Regions from separate parts of the Homo sapiens genome. Here all the other regions are linked to region 3. A link is a contact called in ENCODE Hi-C or POLR2A ChIA-PET data. All regions are on one chromosome and are shown on one strand. The core of a region is the stretch at or near the end of the contact, and the rest is flanking DNA. Distances in the headings are between cores, read along the strand shown.

Evidence for each region. Hi-C counts contacts between places; a loop is a spot of excess contacts on that map. ChIA-PET counts read pairs that join two places held with the same protein, here RNA polymerase II (POLR2A). Pooled maps may share reads with other maps.
Region 1: a pooled map shows a loop between it and region 3 (11-fold over the local background). The contact joins two enhancer-like sites. A Hi-C loop is called at or near these places in 2 of 37 single-sample maps with no recorded cell type and 7 of 50 pooled maps.
Region 2: a loop to region 3 is called in a map with no recorded cell type, with 4 times the contacts of the local background. The contact joins the promoter of AKAP19 here to the enhancer-like site in region 3. A Hi-C loop is called at or near these places in 6 of 37 single-sample maps with no recorded cell type and 4 of 50 pooled maps. POLR2A ChIA-PET finds 5 or more read pairs at or near these places in 1 of 52 experiments (activated T-cell).

Annotation. Positions count from the first base shown.
Region 1 is chr2:191,112,614-191,117,265 of GRCh38, forward strand. The region is part of intron 3 of STAT4 (signal transducer and activator of transcription 4); the gene reads right to left. Among named protein-coding and RNA genes, the nearest start is that of STAT4, 36 kb to the right of the region's middle. Within about 2 kb of position 1,963, at least 5 of the 41 ENCODE cell types and tissues checked have a DNase peak (open chromatin) inside an H3K27ac peak, as active enhancers do.
Region 2 is chr2:190,179,547-190,184,086 of GRCh38, forward strand. AKAP19 (A-kinase anchoring protein 19) reads left to right here and starts at 1,317. Exons shown (of 2, transcript NM_001042519.2): 1 at 1,317-1,563. RefSeq lists silencers at 673-772, 1,043-1,492 and an enhancer at 1,271-2,070.
Region 3 is chr2:190,675,976-190,680,801 of GRCh38, forward strand. All of the region lies in intron 6 of NAB1 (NGFI-A binding protein 1), which reads left to right. Among named protein-coding and RNA genes, the nearest start is that of NAB1, 29 kb to the left of the region's middle. RefSeq lists an enhancer at 2,763-2,812. Within about 2 kb of position 2,661, at least 4 of the 41 ENCODE cell types and tissues checked have a DNase peak (open chromatin) inside an H3K27ac peak, as active enhancers do.

The DNA.
Region 1 (4,652 bases), core at 713-3,212, 440 kb after region 3:
AAGAAGCTTTTGTTATTACTGTTATTACTTTCCCAAGTACGACCTCATTTTTGACAACTTTGTGAGGTGTTATTATTACTCCATTTCTGCAGTGAGGAACACTGAAGCCTAGGGAGGGGAAGGTCGCCCAGTTACAAATGGTAGATGTGGAAGCAGAACAATGACGCTCTGTCTTCAAGTCTAGAGCTCTTTGGACAAACTACAGAAGGAAAATTCAGGATAATTTCTTGAAAGCAATAATTATTCTGTGACTCAGAATTAAACATACAACGTTCAGTCCTATAATAGAGCAAATATATTAAGAAAAAGAATCTTTTAGCCCTGCACTGTACTACCAGTTCACTTTGCTCCCTAGCAGGAAGGGCATTCCCATAGCTCTCTGCTGTTCTTGCCCATCTGGGAATACTCACACGAGTAGGGCAAGTGGGCCCATCAGTTGTGCTGGTCTAAGCTCCCCATGTCTCATTGCTTTCCTGCCTCTGTGTCTTTGCCTACATGGTGTTGCCCACTTGTAACACCTGCTCACACCTTTGCTTATGAAGATCCTGCCCATACAATTACAGCCAGTGCTGGCAGACATTACTGGTGCCACTCATTCATTTGTTCCACAAATTTGTACTGAACAGCAATTATTGCCAGGCACTGATCTCACTGCTGTGAGTAATCACACCGAACAAGCATTATCTCTCCTATTTTTTCCTTCTTTGCATCTGAACTTGTCTCTTAGTACCTATATTACAGTTGTTCCTTTGATCTTGAGAGCTCCAACAGGGTTATAGTTCAGAGCTTGGGACACAGGAGAAAGCACTTTTTCAAATTTATTGGATTGAAGAGAAGGAAAAGTGCTGAATTTGACAGAATGAAACAGCATTGGATATAAATATGCTCAGAAACTTATACAAGGTAGTCAAACTTGAAGAAGGCTGAATTGGTTTAAGAGATTCAAGGAAACTTTTGGCTTCACAGGGAGATGTAAGAAGGCAATTAGGTACCATTAGGGCCAAATTTGTCTTTTGTCATCATGCGGAAGAAAGATTAAAAAGGTTAAAGATGAAATTTAGAGAGTGTTCCGAGTTGGAGTTTCATCAAAAGGAGCAGGGAAATAGGATAGAGAAAAAATAATTACGGAAACCAGTATAAAGAAAATCTGTGAAAATTCCTTATTTTTTAAAAGTACACTTTTTGTACAGGGAGTACTCCCAAGAGTAGCAGAGAACATTACAGAAATGTTACAGAAATAGAGAAAGTGATTTATATAAAGAACATGTTTTCATATGTATCATTTTTGATATGCCTCTCCCTTCTGCTCAACCACCACAGACAGGAGGTTCCCCTAGAGTTTATGGCTGATCAAATCTGATGTTTAAAATACATTGTTTCTGAAGAAAACTGTGGTCTGATCTAAGATGTGATATACAGGAAGCTGCTGTTATAATTTAATCTGGGCCATAATTGTTTTACAACTTAGGTAACTTTTTAGACTTAGTGTATCTACCTGAATTGTGGTAGAGACAGGAATAATTTTCAGTGAACGTAATGAAAAGCTCAATCCTTAAGTGTTATAGTATTCAATACTCAACTGCTAAAATAATTTTAAAGTTGGCCAAGGCATAAAATTTATAGCCTGAAGTCTTGCCAAAATCACGGTAATGAGACCATAAATCAATAGAATGTCCCTAAAAATAAATTTTGCTGGTTATTTGTTGCATACATATTATTATTAAGGTTCCTTGCATATCTAAAATATTATTTTCCTTATGCATATGGTATATAATAAATGGATACTGTGGTACATTTTGTGTGCAGTATAGAATAGTGGTGAAAGCAAAAGAAGAAACGATATATTTAAAAATAAGCATTTCAGTATCGTTTTTCTTACTGTTCTATTCTCACCTCCTCCGTTAAGTTTAACAGGAAGTCACAACTCTCAGTTGCATAACTTGTGTTTTCCATTCTCTGCATATTTTTCAGCTGAGCACTTATTAGAAATATGAAGTCACTTCAAGTGACAACACCATCATGACACCTCCTATCAAAAGTGACGTCACTTTTGTCTATAATCAAAGCACTGGGGCTCTCCTACCAAATCATTTCACTTGCCATAGGGCTACTGCTGTAGATCATGCTTCTTTACGGGCTGCAGAGCTGGGGGCTGCCTTTGGAGTGGAGAGACAGCAATTACAAACGTTGAAGAGGATGGAGTTCTGCTTTCAGTTCAGCTCAGCAGCCACATAATGTATTGTTGAAGCAGTGGGAAGGTATGTTCCTACCCTCGCAGGCAAAATTTCACAGACTTTTATGTGTTGTCATTATTGCCATTGTTATTTTTTTGTTTCCAGAACTGATGTACTGAATCGCATATTAGTTTATGTGATAAAAAAGGTAAATTTGTTTTTTCCCTCTATATTTGGTATTTTGATTTTTTTTACAACAAGTATGAAAGTGTGTTACTTTTATAAACAGAAAAAAGTATCTGTTTTTCAATTCTACCAACACTTATGGAGGGTCTGCTATATGCCACACACTGTGCTGAGTATTGGGAATCCAAAGTTGAAAGAGATAATTCCACCTCCAGGTCATTTCATCAAAAACCCATTCACCAAGAACCCATTTGTCAAGGTGATTCCTGGTCCTTTGTTCTCAAAAACTCACAAGCTAAAAGAAAACACAGACATGTAAGCAGTCATGAGATGTCTGCTTCATTGGTGATGAACAAAGCTATTGTTCAAGGCTCAGAGAGGAAAATAATTCTTTGGAGGTTAGGAATGGATCCAATGAAATAAAGCAACCTTGGTGTCTCACCCTAGGAGACATAGCTTCATAAGAGGGTTGTGGGTTGGATTCCATCACCCACTTGTCCTTCTGTCTGGTTCATTTGTGCAAGACATAACCTGTCAACCACGCTTCAATGCCTTGGAGAACTCTACTGTTTTGAAAACATCTGCTTTGGTCTTGATGCTATCTTATCAGATTCTGCAAAAGCTGACCAGCCATTTCCGTTGTGTCTCATCAGGTCCTTAGTCACCTATGACAATTGGACCGAATGCTCCTCCCACAAGCAAAATCACCATAGCTTGTTTCCAATGAGAATCTTAGGTTACATTAAGTATCTGGGTGATTCAGCTGGTACCTGACCTCAGTCCTCAGAAATACTGACTTTCTGTCAATGCATAGACAGTGAAGAATAAATTTTGTATTTTCCTGTATATGTTATGCCAGGATTATATTCATCAATAAACTTCAATTTGGGAGGTGGAGAAGAGTCCAAAAATGTACTCTTATTCTAAATACTAGGTCCTCTTTCTGACTATTCAAGTAGGGCTACTTACAGAAGGCCAGATACAACTATATCTATTCTACATTACTGCTTACTTCCTGCAGGAGTAAGGTATTAGTCATATGGTACGTTTGGTTGAAATGAACATTATGACCACAGAAAAAACTTAGAATGTGTTGGATTGTCAGAAAAACTTCATTTGCTTGAATTGTGCTCTGATCATTACATGTAATGCTTTGGTAAGGGCCGTGATGGACAAAGTCAATGGTACTCTTCCATTCCCAATGTGAAGCTAAGATCACATATGTACCCTTTGTTCACTGATGCTGACAAGAGGGAATTGGTTTGATAATACAGTGCTTTTACACCTATGATACGACACCACCTTCTCTGCAGAATCATATCACCTGTACATTTCATCCTAAATTAATGCCCTTGTCAGCTGGTCTTGTGGCTGTGCAATTACTTTGCAAGCTAAAATTTAGATAAAGAAGAATCAGCCTAGTTATAATAAAATAGCCCAAGGAAAGTTGAGAAATGCTAATTCAAGTTAGAAAGAAATACCCGAGTAGCCTAGAAAATAATCTTCTAATAAAATCAGTGTAGATTTACAATAAGTTAAAAGGAATAACCTTATAGATTTAGAATTTTTTTAAAAGCATATTGCATGAAATTTAGACAAAGGTGGCATGCTTTGGGAACAGTCCATCCCACTTAACTTTCTCGGTTAAAGCAGGACACCACTGAAGGCTGCTTGAAGACTCAGCTCCAGTATAATTACTTGCAATTACTTAATTACTGTCCTCTTTGGTTCATCACATACCTCATGGGCAGGAGACACCTCTGTCTTACTGCCTGTTGTATCCCAACATCAGAAGTGTTCCTGGCAGAGAAACTCCCCAACATAACTTGTTGAATGAATAAATGACTGAAAGTAAATTTACTCAAATGTCTCAGAAATGACAAGATGCTTGAGGTGGACAGTAAATAAATCTTTGGGAATCCATCGCTTCCACTAAGAAAGCAACTCAAATATCCCTCCCGTTGGAGTGGCAAAGAATAATGAAATATACGTGAGATCTCCATGTGATTCTTTTTGCATTACTTTGAGCAGAGTCTCAATCTTGGCTACATCTTACAATCACCTGGGGAGCTTTACAAAATCCAATAGGAACAGAATCTCTGGAGTGGGGCTGCGCATGGCTAATTTTCAAATGCGTCATTAGGGATTCTAATAAAGCAGGCAATGTTGAGAACACTGAGTGTGGGGTATTCTTTCCCAAACTTGTCTGATTATTAGAATTACCTGAGCTGCTCAGTCCCACAACAAATCAAAAATGGTATCAAGGGATTTTCATCTTTGCCAGTTTGGAAG
Region 2 (4,540 bases), core at 67-2,566, 500 kb before region 3:
TGGGTTTGTATATAACCTTAGCTAATTTAAGCCTGGATAAAAATAAGAATGCTTGATTCATTTAAAATCTGAGATTCTGGGATAGATTTTTGTGTAACTTAAACTTCTCAACTCTTCTGCAATCTAGGTTTATTTTTTACTATAATGTACCTTCAAAGAGCTAAGTCTCAGTTTATAGATTGTTAGTTTTTTAAGTTCCACTCTCTTTCGTTGTACTGCTGAACTCTGGGCCTCTGTGTCCTCATCTGTAATGTGGAGTCAAAATTATCACTAAGGTCCCTTCAAGCATGAATTTCGCATTGACTAATCCGTTGTAGAACACAAGGAAAATAATGGTTCTTTTGTAGTTCTCTTGGGACTTTTACTATTGCTAGAAATCATGCTGGGCAGATGCAGGCATCACATGGACTGTGCGGGGAAGTGTAACTCAATAATGGCCATGTTTTGAGGCAGTGGTATTCAATGCTTTAAAGAGTGAGAAAATGGCCTTTAGAGATACTTTGTTTGAAAGAGAAACACGCTTGGAAAATGTTCTTGAGTATTTCTGTATGGAAAAGTATAAAATGGATATGTCCTTTAAATGTTTAAGTACTTCCAACACTTTTGCTCTGCATACTCATGGTGCAAACGAGGTGGGAAGGGCGGAATCCCTGGCCTAGCTCTGCGAGAGTGGGGTTTCAGGTCAAAGCAGGTCTGGCAGCTCTGCCCGGCCCAAGCGCAGAACCCTTAGCTGGGAAGGCCGCGGCCAGGCTGCGGGGCCCCCTGCAGGCGGGCTCAGTGCCCCGGCCCAGCACCTGTTGTCCCAAGGCAGGCCCCGCGGGGGAGAGGCCTTGGAGGGCAGCGCCCCCTCTCACCAGGGCGGAGCTCAGGAGAGTTCGCAGCCCAGGGGGCCGAGACCAGGGGCAGGGCCAGCGAAATGCCTCGCTGGCTCTTACTTTCATTGACCTCTGCGATGCCTCGCTGGCTTCTGCTTTCATTGACCTTTGCGGGTCTGTTCCCGCTGCGGCGCCGGCAGCTGCTTGGTAGTTGCGGGGGGCGTGAGGGCGGTGGCCCAGACCAACCGGCTGGCAGCCCAGCTCCGCTCCGCCCGCCCCTGCCTCGGACCCTGCGCCTGAGGAAGTATCGAGGCAACCCTCTGCCACCCGAAGTTCGTGGGTCGCTCCCAGAGGGCGCGCCCTGGAGCCGAGCGCCCTTGGGCGGCCATCTGGAGGCCAGGTGCGGGCCGCGAACCCGCGAGGAGCGCGCGGCGGGCGCGGCGGCGACGGCAGGAGGAGGGGCCGGGAGCCCGGGCGCCGCCGAAGGACGCCCCGTCCTCCACATGCTGCCACTTGGCTGAGCCGGGCGCCGGCGAGAAGGCGGCGCCGCTGCCCTGGCAGCTGGACTGCACTTTGCCCCCGCCCGGCCTCAGCTGCCGCCCGCCCAGACGCCAGCAAGCCCCCCTCCCACGACAGGGCTGCTCCGGGAGCTTCGGAGACCCGCCCCGGGCCTGAGCGCAGGCTGCCTCCGGGACCCCACGGCTGTCCGGACGTGCCATGGGCGCGCAGCTGCCGGGCAACGTGTTGTGTAAGTGAACATCTGGGAGGTGGGTGACTGGTGAAGGGCGGGTGTCTGTCGGTCTTTGCTTGTCAGCTGTGCCTTTTAGATTTTTCAATGGCAGAAACCCATGAGTTACAGGAGGCTTTAATTAAACGAGACCGTTCTCAGCCAGCTGCCGTGGATAGAGCCTCACATCTCCGTCCCCTAATCGAGAAGAGTTAGCCCCTACCCCTTCAATTTTGTTCTGGGCTTCCCAGTGAAAGGTATCTCATTATGAGTTGCAATTCCACCCTGCTGCCTACCTGAAGAGTGAGTGAAGATTTTCAGGTAAGAGATTTGCCCGTGAACATTGCATTGATATGCCAAGCTGTCAGGCTTGTGCTCTGAATGGCATATCATGAGCAAAGTATTAGCTCTCGTGCTCTTTGGAGCTGTGGGAGGCTGAATATTGAGGTGAAATGATGCAAATAAGAAATTAAGAGGAGTAGACGGGTAAGATCCTTTAGCCATGAGTTAAGGGGTCAAAGAAGCAAAGCGGAACAATTGGAGTTGTCTCTCTTGTCTCTGGTCTGACACCAGCCCTTCCCCTATCCTTTAGGGAATTAGGTTAACATAAAATTGTAAACTAGTAAATGTTCTTATCAAAGACCATCTTTTTAGGATCTAGTGTATGTGGCAGCTCTCTCAGGGAAATTTTTAGATAAGAATTCGGAGGAATAGGGAATCTACTTTTATTATGACAAAGTATAAATCAAACCAAGATCAACAGTTGGCTATTCCTTTTTCCCTTTGGATGAGGCTGTTTTCAAACACCTAACATGGCTATCATAAATAGATGGCAAATAACATTATTTAGGCATTCTGCTTTCAAGCAGAATGGTCTGGAAGAATAATTTCAGTTTTTAATTTTGTTTTGCCATTAAACAAAAATTATAATCATTACTTATTTAGGTCCACACAATGTTGTAACAAAAGGATGCTTTAAAATTGTAGACCAACCTCCAATCCATTTTATTATCTCCTCTGTAGCACTCCTGACAGGCCAGCCACATTTTGATTGAACACTTCAGTGACAGGAAGCTCATTACATTTTGACGGGTTCCTCCTTTTCTGTTGTTAGCAAGGCCTTGTTTACGCTGAACTGACAATCACTTAGGAAGCAGTACCTGTTTCTCATTAGTCCTACCTGGCCAATAGCGCTCCAACTGTGAACTTAGAAACAAGATTTTTCTGCAAAAAGGATCTGAAACTTTAGTCAGTCTGAAAAGGGTCCATGACCCAAAAATAGTTAAGAAATGAAAGGTCTAAAGTGATACAAAATAATATTTTTGTCTCCTTTGCTTGACAGCCTTTCAGATCCCTGAGCCTCAGTTTCTCATCTGTAAAATGGGAATAATATACTTTGTCTAACCCTAGGGTTACTGTGAGGATTAAATTAATAATATTAATAAAGTACTTAGTAGAGGTGCCTAGGAGTCAGTAAATGTTAGTTATCTTCAATAAATACTAGTTTTTATGTTTCCTTCCTTACCTAAGACCCCTCTCTGTGCTAAAGATCCTTAGCCCAAAATTGAATTCAATAAGTCAGTTTAACCCAAACAGTGCAGGGTGCAATGAGCTGCCATCTTCAAATAAAATAATCTATTGCTTAATTGGCATTTGTAGTAAATACTCAGAAGTTGACTAAAAACCTCACCTCCATACCCCGTGTGCTTTGCTGTCAAGCAAAGGAGACAAAAATAAAGGTAGGCTTTATTAATTTTTAAATTATGCAGTTAAGCATTTCTTGAATCTGAATTTCTTTTTTCTCTTGGCTTGTATTACTTAAAGCCTCTGTATGGTTTGCAGTTTGTTAGATAGACGTTTTAATCTTATGTCATTCATCATGTTAATTCTACTTTTCAGTTTTGTGTCACCTACACATTTGCTGAGTTTATTCACCAGACATTCAAGTCACTGATAATAGATAGGACAAGTCCTTTTACTGTGACCGTGGTACCTCTAGAAACCTGTGGCACAGTAGGAATGGTCCTGGATTTTTGGAGGCTGGTTTTGGAGTCTGGCCCTGATACCTATTAGCTTTGTGACCTTGAGAAACTTCAGTATCAATAAAATGAGGTAACATCTGCCTTTCAGGGTGGTTGTTAAAATTCAAAGTATTGAAAGTGCCAAGTACGATAATGGCTGGAAATCTAGTTGGCCTTCAGTAGATTTTGCTTGAACTAATGAATTCGCTGGACTCAGCCCTTTCTTATCAAACTATTCTAGTCCATAGAGCAGTCTTCTCCATAAGGACATTATGAGAAAAATGTCTTGCTGAAAAGTAAAGATCTTGCATATTCCCTGATCTACCACAAAAGTAAATAACATTAGTTTAAAAATGAATGATTCTTAGCAAATTGTTAGTTCCTAGAAATCCGCAGTCTTTTCCTCCACCCCTCATTTTTCCTTGTTTAATGTTTAAGTTTCGAATTTTGCCAGAGATAGATGTCAAACTATTAGTCTGTAAAGTCTAGGAATTCTAATTCTTTCTTTTAATTTTGAATATTAAAAATAAAAACACTGGGGGAAAAAAGTTCTGTTTGAATCTCTAGTCTCTTGAGACTGCCCTTCTTCTCCATGTTTTTATAGAGGTTGTCAGAATAGTTCTGTGCTGACATCTGCAGGTTCTTTTGGTACCCTGGAATATAATTCACCAGAATGTGAAGGCATGGACTATTTTAAAATGACCTCTTCTGCTTGCACCTTAGTTCTCTCTTAGTGAGGTTTCCATACTTTCCAGCTTGAAAATCATTTGCTTTTAAGGGAGCAAAATGTTGCTGAGCAGTTTTGTTTTCTTTCTCATTAGAATACGCTATCTATCCTTGGATTTGAGAATTTTAAAATGAGCCTTTCTTACTATACTTTCCATATAGTAAGTATACTATGCACAACATGCACTAAGTCGGTGGTTGAGAAGTAGAACCACTCATGGTGTTATAATGTTAAAAGTTTTGGCAGTAGT
Region 3 (4,826 bases), core at 1,411-3,910:
AGAACTATTTCCGGAAGCTGTTATGAGGTAGATAGTACTGGCTGTATAAAGTTACCACTCCCTTAAAACTTTTCACCAAGTACTGGTGCTTTATGTCTACCTTCTATATGGCTTCTGGGGAGAGGGAGAATTTCTGGTATGAGAAGAGATCAGGGGAGACTATTGGGAAGGTGTAATTTGAGCTGGGTTTTTAAAAGAAGGGTAGAATTTCAAAAGGTAGCGATGTGGGGAGGGGATTGGGGTGGCATTATAAAGATAGACTAGCATGGGCAAAGACAGAGGTAAGAAAATACTAAGCATGTTCAGAGAACAATAAGTTTGTCTAGGGAATGTGATTGACACAAAGGACCTCATAAATAAAACTAGAAAGAATTTAGAATTCTTTTAACATACTTTTTCTCTTATTTCATTTGAGTCTTTCTCTTGTGATTCTCAGCTTGTTATTTTCTATTTAAAGAAAGTAATATACAAGACTGAGCATGGTGGCTTATGACTGTAATCCCAGCACTTTGTGAGGCTGAGGCAGATGGATTGCTTGAGTCCAGGAGTTTGAGACCAGCCTGGGCAACATGGCAAAACCCCATCCTTACAAAAATTAGCCAGGCATGATGGCATGTGCCTGTAGTCCCAGCTAATCAGGAGGCTGAGGTGGGAGAATCACTGCCCCACTGCACTCCAGCCCGGGCAACAGAGCACAACCTTGTCTCAAACAAAGGAAAAAAAGTTTTTAAGTAACGTACAAATAAACTTAAGCTTAGCCCATTTTATAGTGTAACAGATTTCTAATTACAAGGCCCAAACTAATGAGACAAGTTTTTCTCTTTTTTCAAATCTTTAAGTGTTCTAAAATCCTTTATAACAATAAGCATATGTGCCACATTGCTGGCTTTTTCCATCTTAAAAACATAATTTTTACAGGGAACAAAAAGAAATGTAATGTTGAGCAGATAAAATAAAATAACATCAAAATAATTTGACATGTAAAGGAAAGAGAAACATTTTTTTGCTTGTCATTATTAATGCATTAGGGTACACTAATACAAGTAGTGCTGTGTTCAAGCTCAGTAAGATCTTTCGTTCCTAAATACTGTGTTTTCCTGATCTATACATGAAGGCTTGGGTGGAATGAAGTTATAATTCATTGACTTGTCTGATTTTTCTACCTGGAAAGCTCTTATTTATGTAGTAGGTTGTTCCCCCTTAAAGGATAGTTACTTATTTGATTTAAAAAAAAAATAGCAGTATACACATTGCATAGAAGTAATCAAGATAATCTGTTGTCCTTAAATAGTGTTCCTCCTTACAGGGTATGTTAAACATTAAAAAACAGATTTTGAACTTTAATTCCTAGAATATATGAGATGGACATGGAGAAAAAGATCGCCTGCTAGCTTAGGTGTGCCTTAAGGAACCTACCATTTGGAATGAAATCTCTAGGGAAACGTTTCTTCAGCTAGTTAGTAAGTGAGGTTGGAATCCTTCTGCTTAGACGGAATGAATAACATGTCCACTGGAACACAGCCCTCTGTGAGTCCACTTTCAGCTGAAATGAAAATAGATTTTGTTTATTCTTACTTATCTTTTGAATTAGATCTAATTAAATCTTCTCATTCTGGGGCAATTGTAAAAATCGCTACTTTGTATTGCTTTTATTTTGTGTCAGTCCCTACTAGACATTTGGAATTCATTATCACAAACATTCTTGTCTAACCTATGTGGAGGCTTTATGATTTCCATTTTACAGCCAAGGAGAGACCCAGACAGGCTCAGTATCTTCACCTGTGTTGCCAAACTGCTATCCAGTAGCAGAGCCGGGGCTTCCTATCTATGTCTGATTCCTGAATGTCAAAGCAGTACCACCTTCCTAGGTGCTAATGATTATTCACAAAGCATCTTACCTGTGAAAAAAACACTATTGGGGTTATACCTTTCCTCCTAGTACCGTGTGAAGGGCGAAATGTGTGCAGGACTGGTAGTCTTTGAAAAGGGTGGATGGTGGCAGTTATTATTTTCTAATCCAAGAAATGTTATGTAGTAAACAGTTACAAGTTTTGAGTAGAAAATTTAACAATGTAAATTACAAAATATTTAAATATAAGAAATTTTCATTTGATATGCTGATTGTTTATGAGTAAAAACCTTGTGTTGGGAAGATACACAGAGTAAATCAGAAAAATTAGTTTGATTTCCTTATGTCCTACCTATGAAAGAACATATTTAAGGTGGCTTGACAGCTCATTCAAGGGGATGAAAAATCAAGAGCCAAAGTCCCTGGCTCTCTTGTCTTCTCCTAAATTTTTTTAAATGTTAGTTAAAAGTGAATTCAATTGGTAACCTTTCTTTTTCATTAAGAACACATTCAGTTCCATGAACAAATTTGTTATTAACTCCAATGTTATAAGTAACATCTTAGAAGGGAGGAAGGATATATAAAGCTACAGTCTCAGACCTGGTGATGGCAGCTGACTAACTGGACTGAGTGCTATTTCTCATTTGAGTTTTCTTCATTCGCTGAAATTGCTGGAGACTGGGCAGAGATGGGAAATGACAGCATTCTTGACCCTGTGGGAGTCAGAGGTGCAAAGCATTCAGAGATAAGTGGATGAAAGAAATGAGGTTTGTTAATAGAGCCCAGGAAGTCAGAGAACTGGGGCTTGAAGAAGAAAGACCTAAAGGAAACATCTGCTAGCAGTTCCAGCAAGGTGGGGGTGGGAGAGCAAGGAAGGGGGAGGAAAGAGGTTCAGAATATCCACCTACGCTGCTACTAAGCTTGTTGAAAAGAAAGCTGGTCTAATTTGACGTAGACTCTTCCCCTCTGGATCAGAAAAAACAGAAGCATTACAATATGCTATTCATACAGAAAGTGTGATTAGAAAAAAGGAAAATGCACATGTGGGGTTGAGAACATCTGCTGTAACAAGTCATCTAGAGACAGCTAAGCAGTGGCTTTAAAGCAGCTTGCTAGTGTTCGGCAGAAAGGATGAGGAGGCATGGGGATGGAGACCAATGGGATGAGAGTAATTAGGTCATGCACCAGCCTCCGTCCCATAGCTTTTATTTTCTCAGTGATCAGACCCAGAGTCTCGTCAGCAAGGAAACACTGTGATTAATGGCATCAGCCAAAAATATGACATGGAGATAGATTGCTCATAGTATGGTGCAGCTAGCTGGTGCCTGGGAAACAAGCTTACGAGACATAACGAAATTGTGCACCACACATAATGTGAAAGAGACCAGTTTCTTGGGAATGTTCTTACTTTTATTTCTAAGTCATATATTTTGGGGACCTTAAATCTACTTTATGTGACATGCAGTGATAGCTACTCGATTTTGTAGTTTTTCCATCCACAGTGAACTGTCAAGACTGTAGGAGTAAATAATGACTAATGTGCTCAGTTGCAGAGAGATCACTGATTACTTTGGATAATTGTTATTTATTACTTATTTTAGGCTTTTATTTATCTTTATTAATGGTGGAATAGTGTCCATTTTCTAGCAACTTTCACATGTAGAGTTTGAGGTTCCCCCATCCAGCTTTTTCAGTATTCTCATGGTTGAATAATCCTGACTTTAGTGCCACCAGGTATTTGTATGGCAATGTGTACTTTTCCAAGGTTCACTTATTTGCGTTACTTTATTTAATCCCCACAAACTTCCAGTGGGCAGATACACAGGTGGTGTAATCCTAATTTAAAAATTTGGATCACTGGAAATAATGAGGTTTACTTTTTTGCCTGAGATCACACAGCTGGTTCCTAATGTGAAATGCCTAGATCATACCTTTCTCCTGCAAGTTCTTCCAGAAACAGTATTGAGGCATTGGGGCTCATGGGGATTCTGATTGGTGCACTCCACTCAGATTCTGCTGATGAACTGATAACCCTCTAATCTGGGTCTCCAGCCTTGATTTTACCCCAAGCTCCAAACTCACTGCCCCTGCTTACCTGGCTTATCTACACACGGAGGTCTCACTAGCAAATGAGCTCAACCGAATTCATCAGTGTTCTGGCCCCTCCCAGACCTCGTGATCTTGAGTTCCTTATTCTAGAGAATGTCATAACCAAACTCTCAGTTGCCTTATTTCTGCGGCACCTGCCACTGTCCAGGGCTGGGCCTTCACCAGCAGCCCTCTAACCAGTGTCCCTGTCACCACCCTGAACTCCCCTCCTCCGCGTACATTCTCCCCATCACATTCACATGTGATGGGCTTTCTGAAATGCAAATCCGATCAGTCTCTTCCCTGAGACTTTCAATGGCTTCTCTTTGTATTTAAGATAAGATCTAAAATTCTTAACATAGCTTACAAGGGCTTACAGAATCTGGCCCTGTGTTTCCACCTTCCCTCACCACTCCCTCTTTTTCAGTGTATATTGAATATTTTCCGGCTTCCCAGAGTGTGCCCTGTTCTTTTTGCCTCCAGGCATCTGTACCAGCTGCTTTCTTTTGGAACTCTCAGCCTAGACACCCTGGCCTCTGGGATGCCTGCTCTGCCACAGCGCCCTCTGCTGTGCTCTGGGTCTCCGTCCATTTCCCTCCCTGGACTGTGTTGTCAGGAGCGCCTGAGGCATGGCCATCTTGTTTGACGTTGTATTCCCATATTGAGTACAGTGTATGAATCAGCTGGGTGGATGCGACATTTTTGTTGAATGTATAAACACATGTTTCTAGATTTCCAGTGTTCTTTTCACTGAGATAGTTCCCCACGAATGTGCTTAATATTCTCTGGTTGATTTTAGTATTAAATGTTGAGTTCTTCCTTCTCTAAGATGTCTGTACTTTGTAATTGTCCATAAAATTTCTCTTTTTTCCCCAGTATGATGCTTTAC